Regions from separate parts of the Homo sapiens genome. Here region 1 is linked to region 2. A link is a contact called in ENCODE POLR2A ChIA-PET data. All regions are on one chromosome and are shown on one strand. The core of a region is the stretch at or near the end of the contact, and the rest is flanking DNA. Distances in the headings are between cores, read along the strand shown. Region 1 holds the start of CZ1P-ASNS (CZ1P-ASNS readthrough). Region 2 has its middle 21 kb from the start of LMTK2.

Evidence for each region. ChIA-PET counts read pairs that join two places held with the same protein, here RNA polymerase II (POLR2A).
Region 1: POLR2A ChIA-PET joins it to region 2 with 10 read pairs in Panc1. The contact joins the promoter of CZ1P-ASNS here to the enhancer-like site in region 2. POLR2A ChIA-PET finds 5 or more read pairs at or near these places in 4 of 52 experiments (Panc1, activated T-cell and endothelial cell of umbilical vein).

What each region holds. Positions count from the first base shown.
Region 1 is chr7:97,971,108-97,973,807 of GRCh38, reverse strand. CZ1P-ASNS (CZ1P-ASNS readthrough) reads left to right here and starts at 1,450. Exons shown (of 19, transcript NR_147989.1): 1 at 1,450-1,673. It also overlaps the pseudogene CCZ1P-OR7E38P and the pseudogene CCZ1P1. RefSeq lists a silencer at 1,545-1,854.
Region 2 is chr7:98,084,156-98,087,469 of GRCh38, reverse strand. No RefSeq gene overlaps it. Among named protein-coding and RNA genes, the nearest start is that of LMTK2, 21 kb to the left of the region's middle. Within about 2 kb of position 1,734, at least 6 of the 41 ENCODE cell types and tissues checked have a DNase peak (open chromatin) inside an H3K27ac peak, as active enhancers do.

The DNA of each region.
Region 1 (2,700 bases), core at 201-2,700, 110 kb after region 2:
ATGATCTGGCCGCTGCACTCCAGCCTGGACAACAGAGCAAAGTGCTGTCTTAGAATAAAATACTTTTTAAATAAACTAAAAACAAAACAATGGGCCAGGTGTGGGTGGCTCACATCCGTAATCCCAGCACTTTGGGAGGCCAGGTGAGGCAGAATAGGGCATGAGGGTAACCAAGGGTTAAGGCAGAAACAAAAGAACAGCAGGTGCAGCCAGTTCTAGGCAAGATTAGGCAGCATGGAGGCCACGTGTTCATTCCGTCAATCAGGCGGAGAGGGGGGCGGGGGGAGGGTGACAGCTTCTGATTGACGGCGGGGGGTGGGTGGTGGTGCGCAAGTCTCCACTTCAGCCTCTGATTGGTCACAGGCCAATCCTTCAGAGGGTGTAACCAATCGGAGGCATCTAACGGGCACCTAGGGGCGTTACCTAATTCTTCCAGCTTAATAAAAATCCTGACGGGTGCTATCGAACCGTTTGCTCTATCCCGCTCCTGCTGTGTGAATTGTACTTTCGCTTCAATAAATCTGTCTCTTCCTTACTCCGGTTTTTTCTTTTGTTTCTTTTCGTTGCTTTGTTCTTTTGCTACTTTGTGCATTTTGTTCAATTCTTTGTTCAACACGCCAAGAACCTGGGCAATCCACGGTCAAGACCTTCCATCCAGTAACAGAGGCAGGAGGATCCCTTGATGCCAAGAGTTCGAGACCAGCTGGGGCAACAAAGTGAGACCCTGTCTCTACTCTCTAACTCTCTCTCTCTCTCTCTCTCTCTCTCTCTCTCTATATATATATATATATATATATATATTTTAATTATCTGGGCATGGTGGTGCATGCATGTGGTCTCAGCTACTCAGGCTGAGGTGGGAAGATCGCTTGAGCCTGGGAGTTGAGGCTGCAGTGAGCTATGATGGCACCACTGCACTCCAACCCGGGTGACAAAGCGAGATCCTGTCTCTAAATTAAATTAAAAACAATACCACCAAAACAACAACAGGTTGGGCGGTGGTGTCTCACGCCTATAATCGGAGCACTTTGGGAGGTCGAAATGGGAGACCATGTGAAGCCAGGAGTTCGAGAGCAGCCTGGGCAACACAGACCCCACCTCTACAAAAAATAAAACTGGCCTTGATGGCGCGCCCTGTAATCCTAGCTACTTGGGAGGCTGAGGCAGGGGGATGGCTTGAGTCCCAGAGGTTGAGGCTGCAGTGAGCTGAGATCCCGCCGCTACACTCCAGACTGGATGACAAACTGAGATCCTATCAAAAAACAAACAAACAAACAAACAGTGCCCCACTCAGTTTTTCCTGAAACGCGCAACCCTCGCCCGTAGCCAGGAGAAAACTCCGCGAGCCAGCAAAACACAAACTCGGCCGGGAAACAGACAACAAGGCCACCCTGGGGTGCCAGAAGAGGACGCTGCGAGGCGGGTTCTTCTTCCTGGTCGGCGGCGAGCGCTTCCGGGGTGGTGGCGAGGGAGGCGGAAGTGCGGTGTTCTAGCAGGTGGCTGCTTTCTCTGGGCTGGCTGTGGGAGGCTCCCGAGGTGGGGACCCGGCCGGGATGGCTGCAGCGGCGGCCGGGGCTGGGAGCGGGCCCTCGGCGGCCCAGGAGAAGCAGTTCCTGCCGGCGCTGCTGAGTTTCTTCATCTACAACCCGCGCTTCTGGCCGCGGGAAGGAGAGGTATGCGGAGGGGGCGGCGCGTGAGCGGGCGGCGTCGGTGCCCCCCAGGGGCGGCGGCCCTGTGGTTCTGCCCACCTCGAGCGGCACTGACCTAGCCTGCGTTGTGCCAGGTGCTGAGCCCGGGCCGGGGGCTGCGGCGGGGACCTGACAGCAGGCAGGGACCGCTTCAGGTCCTGGGTCGATGTCTGTCTATGGAATAAAGCCCCGTCAGGTCTGTATCACTCCACACCCCAGGTTCAGTCTCTTTGCGCTTTGCGTTGCGTCAGTTCTGGGAAATTAAAATTGAACTTGGCTTTGTTAAGTGGGTAGTCCCCAACTAGAAGCGTGGAAGCAGAGTGGCAGACGCTAGCCTTCAAATGATGCAAGCCTGGAGGACCCTGTAAAAGTTTTCACCCAAATGAGGAAAATTAGTTCCGGGACACGTGTGTGTGTGTGTGTGTAAGTTAGTTACGGGACACGTGTGTGTGTGTGTAAGTTCCGGGACACGTGTGTGTGTGTGTGTGTTTTCTGAGGTGGGGACGGCGACTTTCTCAAAGGATGTCCGGAGCTGTGTTTCGTTACCAGCAAGTCAGAGTTCTTTTAAAGACTGTCCAGGCTGGGCGCTGTAACTCACGCCTGTAATCCCAGCACTTTAGGAGGCCGAGATGGGAGGATTACTTGGAGCCAGGAGTTCCAGACCAGCCTGGGCAACAAAGCAAGACCCCCGACTCTACCAAAAAAAAAAAAAAAAAAAAAAAAAAAATCGAAAAATGAGCCAGGTGTGGTGGCACGCACCTGTATTTCCAGCTACTCAGGAGGCTGAGGCCAGAGGATCGCTTGTGATTGAGGCTGCAGGTGAGCTGTAATTGGGCCACTGCACTACAGCCTGGGTGACAGAGACCCCATCTCCAGAAAAAGAAAAAAAAAAAAAACTCGTCAGTTCAAATGCTTGGGAACTGGCTGGATTTAATTTTCAGGGAGCTATGTGTCTGCAGATGTGCAAACCTTTATTTCTTACAAGCATTGGTGTATTACAGATTAGCTCTAG
Region 2 (3,314 bases), core at 485-2,984:
CCGTCTCATGCCTCGGTGCCTCATGCCTGTAATCCCAGCACTTTGGGAGGCTGAGGTGGGAAGATCACTTGAGACCAAGAGTTCAAGACTGCCCTGGGCAACATAGCAAGGCCCCATCTCTACAGAAAAAAAAAAAAAAAAAAAAAATTAGCCGGCATGGCTGCGCACACCTGTAGTCCCAGCTACTCAGGAGGCTGAGGCAGGAGGATTGTGATCACTTGAGCCTAAGAGATCAAGGCTGTAGTGAGCCATGATTGAACCACTGCACTCCAGCCTAGGCAACAGAGCAAGATCCTGTCTCAACAACAACAAAGTATACGTTAAAAGCTTTTTGCGAAGATGAGGTGTGGACCAAATTGCTCCTGGATACCCCTCAGGTGAGAGACCCTGTTAAGGTTTGCTTTCTGGTGAGATCGGGGCTGGGGAGTAGGGTGAAGAGCAGAGGTGGAGAACAAGCTCTACCCTGAAGTTAATAGTTGCTGAGTAAACCTTTGTCCTTAGAGAAGATAGACTCAATACAATTACATGTATTTTAAAACAGTAATATTAAAAATTAGCTGGGCATGGTGGCACATGCCTGTGGTCCCAGCTACTCAGGAGGCTGAGGTGGGAGGATCCCTTGAGCCCCAGTGGTAGAGGCTGCAGTGAGCCACGATCACACCACTGCACTCCAGCCTGGGTGACACAGCAAGACCCTATCTTAAAAACAAAAAGAAAAAATTTAAAAAAGAAAAGAATTGTAAGTTTCTGGGGACCACGGGCTTCTCTTGCGCAGGGCACATGTTCTGCTCACATCTGCTCCTTACCAATTCTTTGACAATTATTTCAACACACACAGGAAGTGCCCGTGATGTGTCAGGTTATGTTCCAGGGAGGCACCAGGGTAAACAAGAAGATGACTTGTTAGACTTCTAGGACAAGGAGAGCCCAGGCCGCTGTGGAAAACTCTACCTGCCTCAGCCACTCTGCTGGCCACACGACTTTTGCCCCAAGCCCATAAAACCGAGGGAGTCACCTGCTGCGTCAGTTTCTACCAGGCCAGCTGGAACAGGCTGGGCGAGTTGGTGCCAGACTGGCACATGGGCAGGTAGGGCAGGGCCCGTTGTCTTCCCAGGGATTAATCAGCTCATGCAGCGTCATCCTCTGTCCCTTCCTTGGCATTGGACCAGAACGGGGACTGGAGCCTTCCAGCAAAGGGAGTCCTTGGGGAGCTCCTCCAGCAAGACCCGCCTGGGACTCTCCACCACCCCATGCAATGCCACCCTGTCTCATCCACGTATCTCAGTGAGGGGCAGCGGGAAAGAGGAATAGGGGGAGCTTTTTCTCTGTCTGTCTGATTGTAAGCCCCTACTTCAAGATACTCTAAGGAGTCGCTTCTACCTTCCCCAAATCGCTGGGGAGCAAACGCTCCATGTGACCCTATAAGGTGAGAAGTGAGGAAGTGACTCCCCTGTAACCCAGCAGTCCAGAATCCCGGGTCCAAGGTCACCCAAATCAACCATCTCATCACTGTTTGCAGTTGCTCTCTGGGTCTGCCTTTGGCTTCTTTTTGGGTTCAGAGCCCAGCAGGAAGCCAGGCCTCACCAGCAGGCCCCCACTCCCACTGCTGGGGGGCCTAGGCTGGGAGGCCCCAGGGAACTTCCTGCACCTCCCTCTGCCACACCTGCTTGTACCTGAAATTGTTTATTAGGGCGGTTCCAACAGCCACCAACAGGCTTGGCCGGAATTTGTGGTTCTTTCTGTGTAACACTCAATGGCTTTATTATTTAATAGCAGAAGGAGTTGTGGCTACTTATTTAATTGCCAAACTTTGTTAGAAATGGGGCTTTTCGCTGGGCATGGTGGCTCACGCCTGTAATCCCAGCACTTTGGGAGGCCAAGGTGGGCAGATCACGAGGTCAGGGGATCAAGACCATCCTGGCTAACACAGTGAAACATTGCCTCTACTAAAAATACAAACAATTAGCTGGGCATGGTGGTACATGCCTGTAATCCCAGCTACTCGGGAGGCTGAGGCAGGAGAATCGCTTCAACCCGGGAGGCGGAGTTTGCAGTGAGCTGAGATCGCGCCACTGCACTCCAGCCTGGACAACAGAGCGAGACTCCGTCTCAAAAACAAACAAACAAACAAAACAAACAAACAGAAATGGGGCTTTTCGCTGGGTGCGGTGGCTCATGCCTGTAATCCCAGCACTTTGGGAGGCCAAGGCAGGTGGATCACCCGAGGTCAGGAGTTCAAGACCAGCCTGTCCAACATGGTGAAACCTTGTCTCTACCAAAAATACAAAAATTAGCCGGCTGTGGTGGCGGGCATCTGTAATCCTAGCTACTTGGGAGGCTGAGGCAGGAGAATCACTTGAACCCGAGAGGTGGAGGTTGCAGTGAGCTGAGATCGCGCCACTGCACTCCAGCCTGGGTGACAGAATGAGACTCCTTCTCAAAAAAAAAAAAAAAAGAAAGAAATTGGGCTTTTCACTGCCCCTTGTACACCCAGGTTGTAATCACAACCCACAACTCATCTGCTAAGAGGGCAAGCGTGTTTGCCCTTCTCTGATTCCCCATGAATAAGCCATAAACAATTGCAGACTTGGTTCAGGATGCCTGGACAGCTGTGTGTCCCAGGTGGCTCGCAGGCATCTCCTGTGAGGTATGACATCGCTCCCCTGAATAAGTCCTCTGAGGGTGGAGCTGTGCCCATTTTACCCATGCAGGAATCAGAGTGCCTCTGTTTTCCTGTGGGTGATGCCAAGAAGACTAGGGCAGTATTTGATCATCAGCAGGAAGGATGGGCTTTTGAGGAAGCCAGCCTTCTGCTACTGACTTCATTTGGGCCTTGAGGTTATTAGTTTCTCTCTCTGCATCTATTTCCTCTTGGGGGAAATTGACCAACCCCATCTGCTCACCTAGTAACCAAGTACCCCTATTTTTCTAAGAAAAAGAGAATGAGTAATTATTTATTATTTTTTCCTCTTTTCTGTTTCCCCTGTTCCTCATTTCCTACTTAGCCCTTTAGAAATGCAATCATACCTTGACCGGGCACGATGGCTCACACCTGTAATCTCAGCACTTTGGGAGGCCGAGACAGGTGGATCACTTGAGGCCAGGAGTTTGAGGCCAGCCTTGCCAACATGGCAAGACCCCATCTCTACTAAAAATACAAAAGTTAGCCAGGCGTGGTGGCACATGCCTGTAATCCCAGCTACTGGGGAGGCTGAAGCACCAGAATGGCTTGAACCCAGGAGGCAAAGGTTGCAGTGAGCCAAGATCGCACCACTGCACTCCAGCCTAGGAGACAGAGCAAGACCTTATCCCTC